2 separate regions of the Homo sapiens genome follow, and region 1 is linked to region 2. A link is a loop called in an ENCODE intact Hi-C map of the cell type or tissue named here. Cell type or tissue: ascending aorta. All regions are shown on one strand. Each heading gives the region's core, and the rest is flanking DNA. Links, peaks and the distances in the headings are about the cores only. Region 1 has its middle 200 kb from the start of FOXP2. Region 2 has its middle 170 kb from the start of PPP1R3A.

Region 1 (10,801 bases), core at 911-8,910, 130 kb before region 2:
AAGTCTATCAACAATAAAATAGATAAGTAAATTGTGGGATAATTATACAATGTAATAATAAATAGTAAACCTGAATGAATGCATTGTATTGGCAAAGTTAAATTTCTTTAGTTGAGTATGGATTCTGTCCATTTACTTAGCCCTCTTTATTTATGAGTGGCCAAAAAGATTACATTATCTCATGCTTGCATTCTCACCTGAGATGTTTTTCCTTTGCATCTTGTAATTAATTCCTCCTTGTCCTTCAAAATTCAACACAACTGTCCCTTCTTTAAAAGCTACCCCATCCTTGAGATTACCTTAAAATACGCTCATGAAGCAACACATGGAAACTCCTTTATCATGAAATAGATCTTACTATTAACAAATGTTTTTGCTTATATTTCTTCTACTACAACCTTATAATGTAGCGACTTCATTAGACTATCAGCAAACCACAGAAAGTGAAGAGATTTTTATATCCCTAGTGTAACACATAAGGCCAGGCACGTAGTAAATGCCCAATAAATACATATACAAATACATGTTAATAAACTAGTGAAAGAATGAATGGATAAGAAAATGAACATAGGCAGGGCACAGTGGCTGATGCCTGTAATCCCAGCATTTTGGGAGGCTGAGGTGGGCGGATCACTTGAGCCCAGGAGTTCAAGAACAGCCCGGGCTACATGGTGAAACTCTACAAAAAATTAAAAAATTAGCCAGCCATGCAGGCACATGCCTGTAGTCCCAGCTACTCAAGAGACTGAGATGGGAGGATTGCATGAGCCCAGGAGACAGAGGCTGCAGTGAGCCAAGATTGCACCACTGCACTCCAGCCTTGGTGACACAGGAAATCCTGTCTGAACAAAGAAATAAAAAGGAACATAAAGTATCAGAAACAACATTCAGGATTACTATCAAACAACTATACTGTGCTTGAAGATCATTTCTCTTGGGAGGCTCACCTGACATGGCCCATTCCTGTCCTGGAGTAGGGAGTAGTCTGGTACACATGGGTAAGCAGGTGTATCTCCTTCTTCCATAAACCTTCCTACCTGGCTCAGAAGTCAATATTACATCCTTGAGATAAACAAGCAGTCAGTGGCTTGATGGAATAGAATTGGGGGAGGGCTTAGGAGAAGAGCATGAAGAATGAACTCAACAAGCCTTGAAAACAGCTATTTATCTAAGTTTGTGGCTAGAGTTCTATCAATAGAGCTTAAGGCTAGAAGTCTTAGAGCCTCATTAACTTATCAGATATTTCAAGTCATTCAGTTTAAAAGTCTTCATTATCATGCACACAAATTATGCTTTAATTAGATAAAAGGAAGAAGTGATATAGCAAAAAGCACAGAAAATTCCACTTCTGAAATAGGATGCTTTAGTACAGTATACAGCCCTAGGGAGACATGGGGGACCCTAAGTGCAGTATGGAGGACATCAAAGAGAATGTCACCCAATGGCTGGGGGAGGGGGGTAATGGATAAACAGAAAATAGGAAGATACACATGGAAAAAGTGCTACTTACCAGTTGTGCCTAGAACGAATCCTTATATCCTTCTTTCCCTTGGCTCTTTTGGATCTAAGTATAGCAAACCCAGAGATTTCTTAAAAAAATATTGGAGTTACTTATTTGTTTCTAGGCCATGAATTTTTAGGACATTTTTAAGTACAAAATATGTCTTGGCAGTACCCAGCCCTCTGCCCATTGACTTCCTAGAAATTGTGTCATAAATAAAATTGTGTCATAAAATAAAAAAACCACAAAGTAAACTGTTTTTACCCATATGAAGAATATTATAATTCAGAATTAAATTCTGACTCAAAGGCTTAGTGTCAAAATTATGAAAATAGTGACTGAAGAACAAGTCAGTAAAATTAAAATCATAGAAACCTGAAATTTAGTAATTTAAAAATCACAAACTTTAACTTCAATAACCAAAGATTGGTGACAGATATTTAAAATACTGTTTGTAAAATATATTATAAGGTGTATAAAAATCACCAGACACTGCAAATTTACTTACCATAAATTTATCATAAATCTGTCATACTATTATGCTACTACTTCTCCCACAACTATAAGAACAAAGATAATCAAACAATACCTCTTAAATGACACCAATTTTATTTAGAATTTAGAAAGACTTCGAGAGAGTTTTCTTTTAGTCTAAAAGAGTTTGAAGTGATGCCTTCTTCAAATAATACTTCAAGAAAAAAATAGGCATGTAAAGAACATTAATACACTAACCTTAGGACTGTCTCAATTAAAGTGAGTATTTAACATATTTCTATTATTATATGGTAATAGTGATGAAAGTGGTGGTGTTTCTTTGACTAAAAAATTCTTGAATAGGAAAGTCTGACATGCCGTTTTTTCCCTTCCACTCTTCTCCTAAGCAGAGATAACATGCATTAGATTAACTAAGGGCAGTCACCAAAGGGAAGTAGGGAAGTCACTTAAAATCCTGTCTAAAGCCACTTGAAATCCTGAAATGATATTACCTGAAATGATGTTTATTTGAAGTCAATTCTCATTATGAGTAAAACAGAATAGTACATTTTCAATGAAAGTAATCATTATGAAAACAGTATTTCTAATGTAAAGAGAAAAAATGGAATATAAAATGTAATTGCATGATTCCAGTCATGAATCCATGTAAATATAGTAACAGAAACTGTTATGTAATTGTATATGTAATGTTGTAGGCTTAACATATTTTTCCCTATATCTTATATTGTATAATTCGGTAGGTTTATGAATTTTGTTCCCATTATTTTTTTTATATTGCAATATTTTTAGGAGAAAAAAAGAAACAACTACAACTAAGCCTAGCCATCAAGCTTTATAAAAAGCCTTTTAAAAACCCTCACAGGGCCAGGAACGGTGGCTCTAATCCCAGCACTTTGGGAGGCTGAGGCAGGCGGATCACAAGGTCAGGACATCAAGTCCATCCTGGCCAACATGGTGAAACCCCGTCTCTACTGAAAAAAAAAAAAAAAATTAGCTGAGCATGGTGGTGCGCGCCTGTAGTCCCAGCTACTCAGGAGGCTGAGGCAGGAGAATCTCTTGAACCCGGGAGGCGGAGGTTGTAGTGAGCCGAGATCGCGCCACTGCACTCCAGCCTGGCCAGTCTGGGCAACAACAGCGAAACTCCATTAGAAAAAACAAAACAAACAAACAAAAAAAAAACCCTCACAGAATTATGAAAACAGAAACCTCGTGCTAGCTATGGTTACAATGTAATGATCCTGTGGCTGGACAATGGAACTAAATAAATGTATGGATTAAAGGCGAAAATTATTCATCAAATAACAATGAATGGAGGGGTAACAAATTAGAGAAGTAAAAAAGGGATCATATTCACTAAAATATAAGTGTAGATATGTTATACATGCAATCAGTCTTGTTAATAAAAACAAATAAATAAAACAGATTTTTAAAACTATATTCACAAAATAAAGTGACTCAAAACTCAAAGTAAAAATGGAAAATGTTTTGCCTAATAAAGTAGGTCGTTTAAAGTGCTAACAATGTTTAAAACAAATATAGCTGTTACTATTGATAAGAAAAACTTCAAAAGCAGAAAAAATATTTTGACATGACCACTCTAAGTATATTAAAATGTTAATACTGTTCTAAAAGGTAAAGATCATATATTAACATACTCTTTTAAAGTTGTAGTTTCTAGCCAACTCTGCTAAGCAACAAAGAACTGTTTCCACTTTCTTTACTGTTGTTGAAATCGACCTTATGATCTCCTTACAATTGGATAATAAATTTTTATCACTGAAATGGTTTAAATCAACATATAATTAAAATTTTATATAATCTTTTGTATTTGAAAAATTTTATAAAATTATAATTTTGATTAGTATACAATCTACTTATGAAAGTTAGTATAATTAATCTTTTTCGAAAACTAGTAGCTTTTAAACTAAAATGAATTGAGACTTCAGTTGTTTGGGTTCAGTTGCAATGCTGAATATTAAGTTAGTCTTTCACTTCATATGTTTCTTGCCTGAACTCAGGCTAAAATAGTAGCTGGTTTGGGGAGGAGACTGCAGGGTCCTCCATTAGGCAGTAAATATATATAAAACTTGTAAAGGAGTTCAGGACGGCAGCTGGTACCAAAATATATCAAGCATGATTTGATATAATAATACGTAATTGCATAAACATGTATACTGTTGCTATAGAAATGTGGCTGTTTGGGATAAATAATACTAACTATCCTTAATGATTGACAGTGTCCAATATATGCAATTTAAACAGCACATAATAGAACCACACTGCAATTCTGCCAGACAAGTGAAGACTATTCTTTCATAGTTAATCTATTCAGTGCTTGACACTCATTGGACTTTCCTTAACTTAGATTATTTTTTACTTGTTTTTATTCTATCTTCTTTCTCATATCAATTTCATTTCTGCTTATTATGTCTAGAAATAAAGAATGTGGCTTTCTTGATGAGCTTTCTGTCTTTAAGTACTACATAGCTCTGAAGAGTCTCTCCCACTGTGTAAAACTATTATTTTCATATGGCCCAGGGGCATTTTTTGCACATGCTACTGCCATAAGCCAGACCTATATTTAAGAACTGCCTTGTAATTACTGCTGCTTGGTGAACAGGGATGTAGTGCAAAGAATAATTTTTCTGGGGGTAAAGCTGAGGGCCACATCTACTACTCTAACAATATATGTATCTAACCCATGAATTTGAGAACGTGTGGGCAGAGAGATGTCATTTTGTATTTGGAGAGTAGAGGGTACTGTAACACAATTACAGCAAGGTTTTTAAAACAAAGGTCTAAAATTAACACTTCATATTGTAGACTAATAGTACATCGGCAAGTTAATTCATTTTCAGGATTAAGATCATTTCAGCCAATGTTTATGAGTGTTAGCACTTTCTGAGGTATGGGGGACAGAGTCCTCACAGTCTAATAGAGAAAACAGATACAATAACTATTCACTGTAATGTAGTAAAGGTATCACATGTGTACAAAGTATGATCTTAAAATCATAAAAGCTGTAATAAAACCTACTATCATGGCCATCCATGCCTAAGCTGAGAAGGGGTCTTACTCAGAGAGGGACCAAGAATCAATCATTCAGTAGACAACACTATTGGGATACTTGCTAAAATTAAAGTAGTTTTTATTTGTGTTTACTCCATCACCTTTCCCATATAGATTTCATTTCTATGCATGAAAAGCACAGAATAAAACAAGTCATGGAAATAACTGAGAATACTCACTTAAGCACTATCTGTGGATAGAGCATGTTATATAGCAGATTTGGAGTTATCTGCCTCTAATTAGCAGGAATTGTGGTACCCATTAGACTTCATTACTCTGATTCCAGTGGCAAGACCACACCTATGGTACAGTTACACCAGATTGTTTGGCCCAATGCCATAAAATATCTGACATATCAACCTCCTTTTAATTTGGATTACACAACTACCAGACAACCTTGTGATTATAATTATTGTTATCTAGCTTCCAGTGTTTCTCTGCCTATAGGAAAAAAAAAAGTGTCTCATGACCAAATTCCTCATTTTAAGTTAATAAACTGATTCTACACACACAAATAGAACTCATGGATCTTAGGTTTTCTAACCATTTTGTTCCTAGTAAAATAATTGCTCACAGTAAATCAATAAATTAATCTTTTTAGTCTTAAACACTAATTTAAACCGAGAAGTTAACACAAATCTATTCTCAAAGAAGCAGGTCCATTTTACAGGCTTAGGGCCAGAGCCCAGACCATGACAGGAAATAAATGCTATTCTTCAAGGCCCCCTACAGAGGGCCTGCCAATCCCATTTTTTAATGACAATAAACTGATAATATCAATTTCTACAAACCATGCGTTTTACTTCCTTTTTTGTTAATTCCAAGGTATAGACTGGAAGATATTATCTCCTATAATGACCTAGCTTACAATTCTATCCTTCAAATAGTTATTTTAAAACATTATCTGTTCTATTTGGTGATAAATAACACTCAAACCATAATCATGAATGTAGTTGCCAATTGATTAGAAGGACTTTAATGTCAATAAGGGGATTATTTTTAAAATTATCAAATCAGAATATTGTTATTATATTTTAAACTGCTAATGCCTAGATTTCATTCTGGCCAGAATAATTTACTTAAGAAATTTGGATAAAACCAGACATTAGTAATCCATTTGCTTCATGTAGTTTTCTTTTGTTTCATCTTGTTTGAGATGGAAAGTGGAAACAGAGAATGTGGAAGACTCAGTATTTTATCTCGTAATAATGATCCACAAAATTGAACAGCATAGCAATTCAGACACCAGAAATCCACACAATAGAATAGCATAGAAACTCAGACACCAGAAATCAGAGACGTACACTTAAGAGATTAAACTAAGAGATTTATAAAATAATATCACCTATAAAACATAAAGCAAATGTGTTCAAAATTCTCTACTAGAAACCAAAATTGCAGTGAAGGCATATATTACATATACAATATATAAAAATATATAAAATGTAAACATAATACAAAATCTAAAAATGCTTTTCTTATTATTTTTAACTCTTAAACTTACGCTGCACAAGCTTCCACTGTATTAGATCAGTTCAGTGTCAACTACCATGAAAAATATTGACTGCAGTGACTTACAAATATTGGTATATATAATAGCAATTTGAATTGGATCTCATAAATGCCGAACAGAAAAACTTCAGGAAAAATTCATAGTATAATTGATTGGAGGAATTTATGTTTAATGAGAGTGTCTTGTGTGGAAGCTCTATTCCTTTCGCCGCACATGTTCATGAGGCGACTTTTGATCAAGAAATGCCATTAGCTTCATTCTGTCCCTTCACTTCTTACTATAAGAGGGGCAGAGAATCGTCTGACTGGGAAGTTTAAGAAAATATACTGAACATGGACAGCTCAATTCCTTTTTCTCAGTTCAATTCTTTCTGTAAAGAAGATGAATTCAGGCCTGTTTTTGTCCCTGCCTCTGTGATAGAGGATTGTGAATGCCCAGCTCTGCCAGTGGCTAGGTAGGTATAATGTCTAATTTAGAGGTGAAGCCTGTTTTATCTGCATATATAATGCATGTCCTCCAATTCAGACTCTACTGAGGTAATAAAACAGTTATTTTGAACTCTATCTGCCTGGCACCTGTGTCTGTCTCTCAGAAATTTCCAAATTTTGGATGGGAAATTGCTTGATTTTATCAGAGTGGTCTGATAAAGTGGGGGTAGAAATCTATATAGATTTTGTACTGTAAGACCGTCTATTCGTATTCATTCATTGATTCAGTATTTACTGAACTTCTATGTGCCAGGTACCATTCAGGCCCAGGGATATGACAGAGAAGAAAAAAAAAAAAGCAGTATCTTAACCAATGCTAAGTACACACTGTACTAATGGTACATCAGTAAGGAGCTAGAAAGAGGAATACACCTGCATTTTCTTTATCATGGATTTCAGACTATAAACCGTAGTATTTCAATATATGGATTACAACAAAAAAATTATAGGCTTACATAATCTTCAGATATGTAACCATTTTGAACTTAAAAAACAGAAATTTTCTTATGGTTGAACCTAGTAATCTGGCATACAGAAATATGCAAATTTTATTATCTTGAAACCATAAAAAATCATGTAAATACTGAAAAATCTGTAATAAATTTAACTTAATTAATGATTGCAAACAAATTTCAATGTAAAATGGGGATTGATGTGACAAAACCACTTCTGCAGATTAATTGGATCTTATCAGTTCTGGGTAATAACCATTTCCTTCCCCACGATAAAACAACAAAAGAAGTATTTGTGTTCTTTTAATACAATTGAGTATTAAAGATTAAATATCAAAAGTATCACTGATTTTCTTGTAATATAATTAATTATTAAGGATTCACATTAATAATAATACTTAGTCCTTATAAGGTGCCTCCTACATTTAAAATGCTTTACAAATATCAATTCTAAAAAATATTAATAGTGCAACTCAAGATGGATTATTTTAATATGTTTCAAATATAAACTATATCCAAAATGCTTTAAAAAGCTGAAAACCAGTAATTTTAAACAAATTCTCATAAATTGTCATCTAGCTTAGACCAAAAGAAATAGCACTTTTTATATTTCTGAAAGATTATCACTACTAGGATATCATCATAGAATAGATGGCATTTTCCCCACTGATGTGAGAGTTGTTTTGCTCCCTAGGAAACTAACAAAATGCTTAAAAATTGCATACTGAGCCCAGAGTTATGCAAAGTTTGGGAGTAAAGTAAGCAGAAGGAAAAGAATGGGTTTTGTCAGCAGGAGTAAGGGGGGAAGGCAGTGACTGAGCAACGACCCCAGCAGAGGTAGGGCCAACCTGCAGAGCTCTGTGGCCCTCCACACCAGCCTGAGGTACATCAGCCTATACCGTGTCTTGATTGTTACTGCATCTCAGTATATACAACATACTAGTTTATTACAGGCCTCTGAACTTCAGTAGCCATGGTAAAAAGGATATAAGATGATTTTCTTAAAGCAGTAAGAATCTGTATAAAATATTACACAGTTACTTCTTTGGTTTTAATCTCTAAAATCTCAGTTGCAGATAGGCTTTGGTTTGCCAAATTCATGACCCTAAGAAGTCTAAATGAAAAAAGTCTTGTAAATTCTACTTTTGCTGTTTAAGTCATAATTTTAGGGATAAAAATGTGTCCACTTGTGTGCTGTATAGTAGGACTGTGAGCTCTTGATCAAATTGCTTGGTTTTATACTCTGCCCCTGAGAGTGACCTTAAGGTAGTCATCTAATCTCTCTGTGCCTAAGTAAAATGGGAATAAGAATAGTGATATCATGAAGAGTAAGTGAACAACAAACTAAATACAAAGACTGAAATCTCACATGGAGCAAACATTCAAAATGTATAAAATGTGGTCACTACAGAAAAATCTTGAAGATGAGACTGATAACATTTCAGAAGAAAAATTACAGTTTAATAAATAAGTGTATCCTACAGAAATTTGTGGTAGTATCCTATGCTCTCACTTTCCTTTCCACAAAATTAACTCAGAAGATTTAAAAGCATATTTTCTCCTATAGTCTTCTTTACTTAGGTGAGCATATCTTTACTAAATCTGTTGCAAGTTCAGAGCTCTGGTGTGGTTCAAATCCCTGCTTCTTTGCGTATCAACATTTGCTAAGTTAACAGATTTTCCCTAAAGCCAATTCTTATTAATTGTTATAACAATGATTAACTTAAAATATTTTTATACTATTATATGTAGTTTTCATCATAGCATTCAAATCAAGCTTGAGTCTAAATAAATAAAATGGCTTAGGTAACTAAGAGTTGGGTCATATTGAAGAGTCAACTGAGGATAAACTCAGAAGTAATACTTAGTTTTTAAAATGACAAATTCAAATTGCTATAAACATTAATATAGTTTTTAAAGATATATAAGATATGAAGCTGTGAGATAAAATTTAGCCCATGGGAATACATTAATTATATATGTTTACAAATTATGTAGGTCAAATAAGAATCAAGATTATGTCAACTGACATTACTAAGTTATTGTGAATATTATTTAAGTAAACAAACTTTATATCTGTTGATACTCTTCAGATGCTTACAAACTGAAATGTTTTCTATTTATGAATTTTAAATTCTCCAAAATGTACAGTTATTGTTTTAAAACCAGTAAAGACAATATTTGAAATGGAGAGCAAATGATCCTGGTGCAGCCTCCAGATGCACAAAGCTTACAGACCTACTCAACCAGAAAAACATATTTCTTCCTGTAACACTCCTAGTATGAGGCAATTTCTAGAAATACCTATGTAAATAAGATGAGTTAATAAGCAGTTCTGAAATAAGATTTTATAGTATAGATCCAGAAAACAATGGGATAGTGTATGTAACAAATACCACTAACAGAGAAATCTAAAATTCCTGACTGCCTTTAAAAAAAATTCTATCCAGTTTAGTAACACTGGAATACTGACCATAAAGGTCTTCTGTAAGTCAAATTCAGCAACCATTTATCAAGGGCTTACCATGTACATGACACTGCTTCAGCACTTAAAGGAAGCAAAAGCAAACAAGACTTCACTTTCTCACATATATTGTGACTGGAGCAGATGCCAAAGCTGGCACCAAGAAAGCCCATTTACTTCCACAGCCTTTTCCAGCTCAAATGTTTTCCAGTCTCCCGGCAATATTCATTTACAGGATGTTGTTGTTGTTTTTCTCAGAAAAAGACTTTCCCCACCCTTGTTTTTCTGTCTTATTCTATTCTTAATTTATGCCATCTTGTGTTTTATGTATTCTAAGTTGCCTTAAGACTATTCTAGAAAGAGGCAGGGTAAAAAACAACTACAGAAAAAACAAAAATACTTGGAAGAGGAAAGACAAAATATATCGGAACACACTTGAAAGTTGAATTTTAAATGTCAAACTCCTTGTTTTTTTTTTTCTTTTTCAGCATGTCTATTGGCCTTCAGGTCAAAATATCTAGATTTTCATGCTACCTCAATGGAAAAATGAAATTTTAGGTATGATTCTGATTCTCACAAAGCCAGTTTTTTCATCTGTGAGGGTAAAAAACCACCAATTCACAAGATTTTGTTTGCAAATTAAAGAATAGTTGGCATATAAGAGGTGTTCAACAAAAGTGAATTTTATTTCTTTCCTTTACAAACTCATTAGCTATCTTGTTACTAATATTGAAATAAAATGTCAGTTCAATAATATGGCATGCCTTCTTAGCAGAAACACAGCAGACGTGAAAGCAGAACACACACAAAACACTTAAG
Region 2 (10,801 bases), core at 1,161-9,160:
TCCAGCTGTAAATCATTAAAATATAATGTATTAAAGATGAAATTGAGGTGATGTCAGTGTACTTTTAGAGCACAGATATACTCTGTTAAGTTGGCTGGTAGGCAAATATCTGTATAGATAAATACAAATTCCTAATCACTCCAATTATAAAATTGAGATTATACTCCTAAAAATAATTAGGCCAATACTTAATATCACATTTGAGGAAACAGCAAATCGCCAAGGCAACTATTTAAAGAAAAACTAGCTTTCATGAATATTACTACTGAAAATATATCACTGTATACCCTTAAATTTACTTTATAATTTTAATACTAAAAGTGTTGCAACGTAAGAAATCTAAATCTTCTCTAAAAACTCTCTCCAGCTTCTCAATATTCTACCACTAACCTCTTCATTAGGTCATACTATTTCTTTATGCTTCACCACAGCTAGGCACTTTTTTGTTTGTTTGTTTTGTCTGGGAAATTTAGGGCAGGAATGGATAAATACACAGAGCAGAGCAAAATAGTATATAAAAAATACTTAGAGGGAAGTAAGCAAGTGGAAGTACCCATTTATTTTACAGGAAAGAATATCTGCAAGAAAACAATATTCTATAGGGAAGAGTATCCTACAATATTAGTATTTCTGTTATTCAATAATAATAAATTTTCACATAACCAAAGCTGGGCTAAAAAAAAGTGATGGCATTTTTAGACAACCCTTCTAACTATGCTTAGCTGTTAAATATGTTACAGGGCCCACTTTGAAGTTCTGAAAATCAAATGAGGAAGCTAAAAGTCTAGAATACCTCCATAAGAAAGCAATGAAAATGACCTAAGCCTCATGAAAAAAAAAAAGTTCCAAGAATGTAAATAATTGTACTTAATAAAGACTATAGAATTGATAGGACTTTAGTCCAAGTACACTAAGAGATACATAGTTGAACCTAAGAAAATGTTTATTTCACCTAAGGAAGGAATAAAACTAAACTACAACATTTAAAATTTGAATTAGGCATTAGAATATTTGCAGACCATGAGCACTGGAATATGTTTTTTTTAAAGTTTCAAGCACAGGGATTACCTTTACAGAAGCTTTAAGAATATAAAGAGGAATCTTTCTGGGTTGGATTTATTTGAACTCTATGAATTAAGGGCTACATAAATAAAGTTGTTTTTGAAATCAGTGCTAATATTAAACTCTCATTAGGCCAATTTTAAGATACAGGCTTTCTTTTATCAAAGAGTAGTATGAATTTGGGCACTGGTTAGAACATTTTGGGTCCATTCATTTATGAATAAGACAACTACTATTTATCACAAAATTCAAGAAAAAAATAGCTTGAATGTGCCAAAAATTAATATTCAGCAATTGTAATAAAATTGACACTATTTCTGAATTCAACTGACTTACAATTTTGTCTATTAACAATCATGTTGAGAAAACTTCTTAGAGACCTGTGTGCTCAATCTCATTCTCTTCTTACAAGTTAATGGCCTCTTTCCAATTTAATTCAGAGAGGCAGAAAATACATGACGTTCATCATTTTGTTTTCTATCAGTATTATAACTAATAGCTGATTTAACATGACACAAAAACAAACAAGGGTGATGAGGCTGACCCAGATAGAAATCCAAAAACGTCACAAATAAAATCCCTTTTATGTAAATAAGTTTTATATCCTTCACATCTTCTGTTGAAATAAAAATGGTAAATAATTTCTCTGGCTACATTCACTATACTGTTACATGCTCTATGAATCTTAATCAAACCATGCAGTTATTTTCACATACTTCAATATACTTTTCATGAAGTATAATTCTAATATCTATGCAAAGAGACTTGTTTTGTGTGTTTGAAATTTTGTTTGTACAAAGGAAATATAACTTCTCATTACAGATTACCTGTACATATAATGTTCACCTTTTTCTACTTTTATGGTGTGCCACATACAACTATTTCCTCCCTATTTTAGGTTTCTAGAAAATTACAAAGGTTTATCTTATTTTTTTTTTAAGCAAAGCCACTGCAATATAAGAAGTGCAAAGAAATGAAACTCCAAGTACAGCTTATTCAGGTACAACCATTTCATAAATCTCTTCATATCATAATGTAATTAAGGGCCTATTTCCACCCGAGTATAAATTATATAAAAACAATATCCCAAAATATGAGTCAGGCAATTCCTAACATTATAAATAGTTCATAATTAATATATGTCTATGTTTCCTTTTATTGCTGTATTTATTCTAATATACACGGTAGTGGTAACATTTTAACAACCTAACTATAAAGTATTCATTGTACTTATATTTAAGTTGAATTAAAAATTATTCCCTTAAAAATCCTAACATTCTTTTTTGTACTTAAAAGTGAACTTTTAGATGATCTTTTTAAATTGAGTGTCATTTCTCACCTACAGGGATGTTTCATCAGGTTTCTAGTCTCCTCTTTCAAAGTTAGTATATTTAATCATAATTAAACATTTATTTCACTTAATTTTAGATAACAATGAAATAGTGTGTGTCGTAAGGAAGCATTTAACTAGACTGACGACTGAATATGAGTCTAGTTAGGCAATAAAAATAAAAGGAAAGAAGTTAAGCAGGCAAGAGAAAAGGGGCCTTTAAAAAGCTCTAAAGCTGATATGAAATTGTTTGGCCCTAATGATCACAGTGTACAGAATTTTATACCCACTCTTTTAATATAGATACAAATAAATCAAAATTGTAAGTTAAAAAAGCTCTAAAACTGATATGAAATTGTATGACCCTAACGATCACAGTTTATATAATTTTATACCCACTCTTTTAATATAGATACAAATAAATCAAAATTGTAAATTAATTGTGTTTAACAACATTAAACAAACACTACATTTAAAAATTCCAGTACACTGGGAATATACTGATCCATAACTCATAGTGACAGAAAAGATAAACAGTCCCCTTGACAACATAAAACATTTCCCAAGGTATGCCACAATGCAAACTTGAAGATGAAAATAACTGAAAGCTCATCTTTACTTCAGTTTTGACCTCTAACACAGACTTGCTATTAAACACATCTCTCTTGCCTCTGCTGCTGACTAAACAAACTATTTGAGTTAGGAGAGCCTGCAAAGATATGCCTTACAGGCAAACTTTTGTTTTCTAAAAGTAAATCTCTCCCAGTACTTCCAGTTGGAAAACGTCCACTTCAGCTGCTTGACAACAGGGCGTCACTTTCTCCCTTGGGCTTACCTGCTACTACTTAAGTATTCTTCCAAGTAGACTCTGGACATGTTGGGAGGTAGCTCTTTAAGCACTCCTGATCCACGATGACTACATATGCACACACCTTACACACTCCCACAGGTCCTTCGTACCCTTTCCCCCTCCATCCTCCTCTGAGAACTCACCCAGGCCACCTAGCGCACCTTGCATGGCCAAAGCCTGCCCACCAGGGAGCGAAGAGTACTCCAGGAATAATCCTCAAGATCAAGAAACTTACTGGATTTTAATATGTGGTGGGGAAAAAAAAAAGTGTGTATGTGTGTGGAGGGGGGGTTAGATGGGGGGAACAGGAGCCTTACAGATAGCAGCTATTAAGTGGTTTAAATCTGTTGGTTAAAAAGCTGAATAAACAAATACACACATGGGTCTAGGTCTTTGGGGATTCCGGATTCTGCGGAGCGTCCCAAGCGGTGGCCAGGTCGACCTCTCTTGACTCATCCCTGTGCAAAACGCGCACTGGCTCCGCTTTCCAATCCCCAGACTTGCACCCGTTCTTCCCCTCACGTTCCTTCTAATCAAAGCGTCACCCCATGCGCCAGGTGCCCTAAGAGACTTACCTAAGAGATTCCAGAGTCTGAGAATAGTGAGGGTAACTTTTCCTCCCTGCTCTAGAGAGGCCCCAACACCCACAGCAAGTGAGGGTCCACACTGAGGTCGGGTGTCAGGGCGCGTTGCGGCCTCGCGGGTGGGCAGAGGCGCGCAGAAAACGCGCGGGTGGCGCGCGCGGCCACCCAGTGGGTCCCGCCCGCGCCGCCGGCGCCGCCGCCGCCGCCGCACGTGCGCCGCCGCGAGCGCGAAGGGCGTTCGGACCCGCGCTCTGCCCGCCCGCCTGCCCGCCGGGGCCACTGTGGACTTCCAGGTAACAGCCAAGTGAGAAGCCCTCCCTATCACCGAAAGGTGTCTGCGCTCCTCCCACGTCCCCTCACCAAGTGCCGCGAGGTGCGATTTCACCCCAAACCCACCCACAAACAGCCAGGCGACCTCTCTAAAGCGGAATAAAAGTAAAACCAGGCCAGACACCGGGGGAAGCCGGTCGTGCTAACGCGTGGACAGGGAAAGGAACGCGATCAAGGCAGCAGTCATCCCTGTGCACGGTTATCCCGAAGCGTCAGTAGGGCCCAGGAGTTTCTTGACTCCAGAAACAGGAGTGTCCCCTTTCCATCTCTCTCCTTCCTGGAGAAGTACTTCTGAGATGAACGCTGAAGTGCCCAACTTAGACGCGAGAAGCGTGCACTTGCCCAACTGAGTAAATAAAGGTCAGCAGTTGGATCAATAAAGTGTGTGCTTCTAACCGCCAGATGTTTTTACTGTTGTTTCTCCTCCCGAGGTTGGGGGTGGGGGTGCGGGGAGGAAGGGGAAAAGACAACAAACAATTAAAAAGAAGAGAGTAAACAAACACACATCTGGTGTTTCGACACACATTCTCCTCCAGCCGAGGTCTCTCCGGACGAAGCAACATTTTGCATTATCCAAACTAAAAATCATCCGTGAGCCAACAGCAAATCTCCCCTCTCCACCCCTTTTTCCCCCATCACAAAGCAAAATGAAAGAGAACAACAAGTGGTGATGCTGGGTCCGGAATGCGACCCCAACGCCGAGCCCAAATTTGACACATGTCACACTCGCCCCGGCAAGCAGGGCGCTGCCTTTGGGGCGAAACTTTGTCGCCACCGCGGGAGGAGCGCGGAGCAGAGTAAAGTCGCAGCTCGGCCCAGCGTGGAGGTGGCTGGGACAGGGTGGGGTGCGGAGGTGTAGCGCGCCAGAGTGAGGGCCAAGAAACTTACCGCGACCGGGGACGCCGTGGGCAGCGTCCCGGGAGGTGGCACCCGCGGCGGCGAGGCAGAAGCCCCCAAACAACACACCCACGCGCGAGTCCGGGCAGCTGCTGCCGCGAGTGGGGGGCGCGCCCGGGGAGGGGGGGGGCCGAGGAAGCCGCAGCCAGCGGACGCGGCCGCCGCATAAATAACCGGGGCGGGCGTTCGCGGGCGGGCTGCGGGTGGCGCGGGGCTAGAGCTAGGGCGAAGCGGCGGCCGCGGAGCTGCACGCGCCGGCGTGTCTCGCGCTTTCTCGGAGGCTCGCGCTGTCTCGCGCAGCCGCTCCCCCCACCCGGATCTGTGTGTGTGTGTGTGTGTGTGTGTGTGTCTGTGTGTCTGTGTGTGTGAATGTGCGCTGGCAGGCGCGCGCACCCGGCCGCGCGCGCGTGTTGTTGGCAATGCGAACTGTACACACACTGCTCGCGGGGCTGCCTCTCCTCGGAGGGGCGGGGTGGGGGACAGGACGCCGCAGAGGATTCTGAAGTACCGCCGGACCACTTGTTTGTTTTGTTTTACTTTGCGTTGTTATTGTCGTTGTTGTTGTTGATAGGTTTGGAACCAGCTGGTTAGGATGCCTTTCTCCCCCGTCCACCTATCTCCCCCCGTTCCCTAACTTCTTTAAGGAGGGGGAAACGCGGGGAAGAATATTGTTCGGATTTGCAGCGGAGCCTCCTGGCTGACGTCAGGTCCACCTGCTATGTAAACAACCCGCTGGAGAACTTGTTTGTGCTACGCCAGACCTTCCCCCACCCCCACCCTTCTCCCCACCTCCTGCTCCGCCTTCTCCAGCTCGCCCCAGACGGCGAGTCAGGGAAGGGGGTGGGGAGGGAGGCGAGAACAAAACCGTATGCTGTATTGGCAAAGCCGAGTTGTGTCTGCTGCTTCTTGGCAGTCCCCAAAGTACGTCCTCTCAGCAGACGGAGCTGCTGGCAAATGAAACAGGGGATTCCACTTGAAGTGCAGAAAGCCTCGAAGGGATCCAAAGCCCTCGGTGGCAGGGAGTTAAAAGTACATGGTAGTCGGAAAGGGAGACCCGAGCGTGCGTTAAAGCGCTGATTGGCCTTTCTTTTCACGGTGTGCGCCTCTGCGGCCTGGGGTGGAGAGAGGCCGAGTGTCTTTCTCTTCATTGTTGCCCTGGTTCCTGTCTCACTTGGGCCAAGGAGTTCTCGGGCTTCCTCGTGGTCGCGCAGCCCAGGTCACCGGGGCGCGGCTTGGAAGGAAGGGGCCGCCAAGCTGGGACTTAGAGAGTCTGAGGTTTTCGGGAAGGGTCCTATCAGTGACTGAGGGGAGCAAAAGTAACCGGAAAGAAAGGAAAGAAGAAACGGTCAGAGCCTGCTCCGCGCGCACTTCAAAGCCGAGGCGCCCGCGTGGGGGATGCACGGGCCCAGCCGCCAGCCCTGGGTCCCGGCTTCTATCCACCGGGTGTGACCCGGCTGGGCGGCCTGCTTGGGACCCAGGGCGGTGACAGGGGAAAGGCCGAGGGAGGAGAGAGCGGGCCCCGGAGGGGACGCACGACCGGAATCTTGGCGAGGGGCTTCCTCCGGAGCCCCAGCCCAGAGGGGGGCCAGCGCTCCCTCCCCGCCGTCTCCCTCCGGTCCCTCCCCTGCCCGCGGGCCGGGCGACTCTTCGCCGGCCGCCTTTTCCGCGCGCCGCAGACTGAGCCCGCTGCTTTGCTCGCAAGTCAGTCGCAAAGCGTGGCGTTCCGAGAGGCGCTGAAACTTTCCTCCAAATAGCTGCGGCCAATAGGCCGTGGTGAACAGAGCCTGGCCCCCGGCTGCTTCCCGGCCCTCCTCCCTGGGGAAAGAACGGCCAACTTGAACCCCTCCGGTGGCAGAAGAGGGAGGGGTGGTGGTGGTTGGGGAGACGGGCGAACCGCACTAACTTGTGCCTTTGAATCTTTCCTTTCCTGAAAGAGCAGCGCGCCCTTTCTCTAAAGGGCAGTCGCGAGCTCACACACACACTTGGCACCAACCCTTTCCTTCAGAACCCGCGGCTCTCCCAGGGAGGAAGCAGCCCTGGCACCCACGTCGGTAAACACACCGTCAGGGTTTTTTTAGTGAAACCAATTAAGTCAAAAAGCCATGGGGCTGGCCCTGGGAAGATGGCCCCTGCCAGGAGGAAGAGGAACGAGGTAGAGTTGGACTTTGAATTGCGGTTCTTTCCCTGAGCTTTTCAACTCCGGCAGTCCTCAAGTGCTGTGCCTACAGACTGTGTTCTCACTCTTTTTTAAATCGTCTATTTTGAAATGCAGGCTGAACAGTGGACAAATAATCCGAATCTTTTAAAAGTGGGAGCAGAGACAGAAGGAGGAACAGTCATTATCATTAGAAAACGCCAGCCCCAAATGGCCCTACCTCGCCCTTTTGAAAGGTGGGGATAATTTTATGTTAAGTAATCTGCGTTTATGCTTCACTAGGAAACCTCAATAAAAACGGATTCTGAATAAACTTGAAACTATTTTGGAAAAAAGAAGAGTAAACGACGTGGAAATCCTTGGAAAACTGGGGATGTACCTTTCCAGGGGGGTTATAAATGAAGGGAATAGAACAATCAAAAGGTGGACAGCTTCTCACTTCTTTTTCTTCTTCTTCCCCCGCGTACATCGACCCCACTGACTTCCCTTTTCTCTCCAGGTGTACCGAGTAAGTGAGCGGGAAAGGTTTATTGTAAAAGAGCTAGGGCCACTTGGAAGATCAAGTTCCCAACGAGGAGAAGGAGGGTTAGGGTCTCAAGACTTGGAGAGGAACGAGTTTAGTTAGCCTTTCACTTTTCTGTACACAAAGAAACGTTTTGGTGAAATTCGCAGCCTCTAACGTTCCTTTCTGGAGAGTACAGATAGCCAAGAGGTGCGAAAGGACATCTCAGTCGGAGGAGTATATATTTATAGAGTGGACGCGTACCCTTCCGGGGCCTTTTTCTCAGTGAAACTGAGCCCGCAGCTCCCAAGTGCCCCCGCTCAACTTCGCCCCCATTATCTCCTCCTCGCCTGCTGCCATGCCCCGGGCCACCAACCCATCCCGCAGGGAAGCTGTCCAGGGAGTTGGGAAAACAGGTCCTGTCAGGAGCCGCTGCCCTCGGTGGACCCCTCGGCTGCAGCCAATGGGCTGGGCCCGGGTTCGAGAGGTGAAAGTTCAGGCCCGGGGCTCGCAGCTCGCTTCGCCTCTCCGGCCGCCTCCTTTTCAGCCCCCGCCCCTGGCCACACTGCAGACACGGCCCGGCTACCAGGGGCCGCCACGGTGGCACGTAGTTTGTTGATGGGTGGTCATAAAATATATTTATTTGCAATTCCTTGAACTCGTCCACCACTCCCGCCCCAGCATGGCCCCGAACACTGCAGGCTTTGTTCGCCTCGGCTGCTGCTGGAACTGGCCGGGGTTTAGCGCTCTGTGCTAGCTGACTCCAAAAAAAGTTGAAGTATAATAATAGGAAAACCGGGTTTCCGCAGCCGAGGAAAACGCTGAAAGGGCAAACAGCGATCGAATAGTTTTCTTTTGCACAAGTCACTGGTCAGCCCACTGGATCGAGGCAGCCTTTAAACGAAACGCTGCATATTGGAAAGAGAAGGAAAGCCAAATTCTGTCCCTGTAGTCGCCGCGCAGGGTCATAGGCACGGTTCAGGTCTTCTTTGCAGCACGTGGATCGGCAAAAGTCATTTAAAGAGGTTCCAGAAGAAAGTTCAACGGCTCAACTGGGTGAATGAGGAGTTTCACCAAGTGGACATCAAAGCTTCCTCACGAAAGTTTATTTGATTTCAAGTTTATTTTACGACGAAACCACAAATCAACAAAATTCGAGACACTGCTCTAGTACGGTCCTAGTGAAAGATAAATTCGTTTGAAATGGCCTCTGTCAGCGCATCTTGCGCGAAATAAAACACCGCAGATGAGAGGAAGTATAGCCAAGATGAAGGAAAGCGACGCACGCGAATGACAAATTAGAAATGTTAGTTTACTGCTTCTCCCAGTGAACCTCTTTGATTTTCAGTTATTTTTTATAAAAATATAATTTTTCACACACTTAAGTCTGTTTTTTCCAACACTTTCAAACAACAACTACATTTTTCTCTTTCAGAGCCGTTTTATCTCTGTAATTGTGACTTGTACTTAAATTTCAACTGACTTGGAGAAATCGCTGGGAGAAAGGAAAGGGGGTGTTTTTAAATTACTATTTTTTCCTGTTATAAATAACATCTTCAAAATTGTGCTACTCACTTCAAATAGCCTGTAACTAAAGTCTTAAATGCAAGGTATTTTTCCTTTCACACAGAAAAAACAGTCACATATCAGTTTCCTGTGTTTTCACATCCACTACAGTTTTCTGAAGATGAGCAAATAAGCAGACTCCTTTTAGACGACTTTTCCCCATTCTCCTCCCTGACACATTTAGGGAAAAGAGAAAATTCTAATTTCACCGAAGTCAAATCAAGGGTAATCTATGTTACATCAGACTGAATGGAGATATTGTGAAATTGGTGGAGTTACACCACCATCTGTCGTTAAGCTTAGGGACTACAAAATTTGGGACCTATAATAAATCCTAATGAGCTCTCCCAACTTTTTTTAAAAAAGTCACAGACTATATTTTTCATTTGTGTTTTTATAGCATATACCCTGAATTTACCTGGACCCTGAAGCAATAAATATTTGTTCATAAACCCACACTTCTACCCGGGTTCTCTCATCTTCAGAAGATTAAAAAAATTCTCCACATCTGCCAGCCTTCACATAAAGCCCTTTGGAATCAGCTATGGGCCTGCAGATTTCCGCTGCCCTGCCCCTAGCTTCTCCTAGGCTGCTGGCAGGAACCATGGAGACTCAACAACAGGGGCTACCCATATCCTCCAGTGAACAATACACTTAATTCTCTCTCTAATGTAGCCTAGTTCATTGTTAGTAGGTATATATCTAATCTTGAAAAAACGTAACCACAGCATATCACTGCTAAGAGGTTGGCTCTGAGTGTCCTAAAACTTTGATTGAAAGGCAGTTAATACTAGGTTCCAGTTTTAGTTGATCTTGGTGGAGAGACAAAGATCAATTGCTCTGGGATGGAATCTTGCAGGCTAAGTGGGTTCTATACCCAGGAAAGCTTTATCCAAATGAATATAGAAAGGGGATAACTACTGGATAAAGAATTCCAATACTGAATCAAAAGCCTCCATCAAGCAGTGAAGACTCCGTTTTTTGTTTGCTTGTTTGTTTTTCACAACCCTCCAATCCTCCAATGGCATAGTATTGATATTATATTTCTAAGGATCTTAAAATATTTCACTAGAATGTTGTACCCCTTTCTGTGTTAAGGACTTGATTACCAAATTTCTATTTTCCAGAAAATAAAAATCAATGAAAATAAAGTCTAATCGCTTGTGTATGTTAGTAACACATCAACTAAAAATAATGATGTTAACTTGAATCATATAAATTTGTCTCTATTTGACCAACTTTGAACAACACAAATGACAATTTAATATGGTTCAATTTAATAGATCTTACATTTTTCTGAGACATAGTCTATATAAGAGAAAGCAAAGTTAAATTTCTTCTTACACATTGATTCAAATATGTGGAATTTCCTGATGCAAGAGCTCTTTGTCTGTTAATGTTTCTAACATGAAATTAATCTTAGACATGGTATGTTTCTGAATTACTATGAAATTTTATAACTGAAGGAAACGTCAAGATATTCTAGTCCAATCTCCTCATTTTAAATATCATTAAGCAAAGCCCA

Evidence for each region. A loop is a pair of places that touch in the nucleus more often than their neighbours do. Peaks named below come from ENCODE experiments on the same cell type or tissue, not always from the same donor. Only the 100,000 strongest peaks of a DNase experiment are listed, where the experiment ranks them.
Region 1: a loop joins it to region 2, with 3 times the contacts of the local background. A loop is called at or near these places in 11 of 110 quality-filtered maps.

The regions. Positions count from the first base shown.
Region 1 is chr7:114,212,219-114,223,019 of GRCh38, reverse strand. It overlaps a transcript of FOXP2 not described here. Among named protein-coding and RNA genes, the nearest start is that of FOXP2, 200 kb to the left of the region's middle. In ascending aorta, for the core only: no CTCF peak of the experiment used is centred there; no DNase peak of the experiment used is centred there; H3K27ac peaks cover 846 bases.
Region 2 is chr7:114,080,855-114,091,655 of GRCh38, reverse strand. It overlaps a transcript of FOXP2 not described here. Among named protein-coding and RNA genes, the nearest start is that of PPP1R3A, 170 kb to the right of the region's middle. In ascending aorta, for the core only: no CTCF peak of the experiment used is centred there; DNase peaks (open chromatin) are centred at 5,435, 5,905, 6,485, 6,965 and 4 weaker places; H3K4me3 peaks cover 7,534 bases; H3K27ac peaks cover 7,112 bases.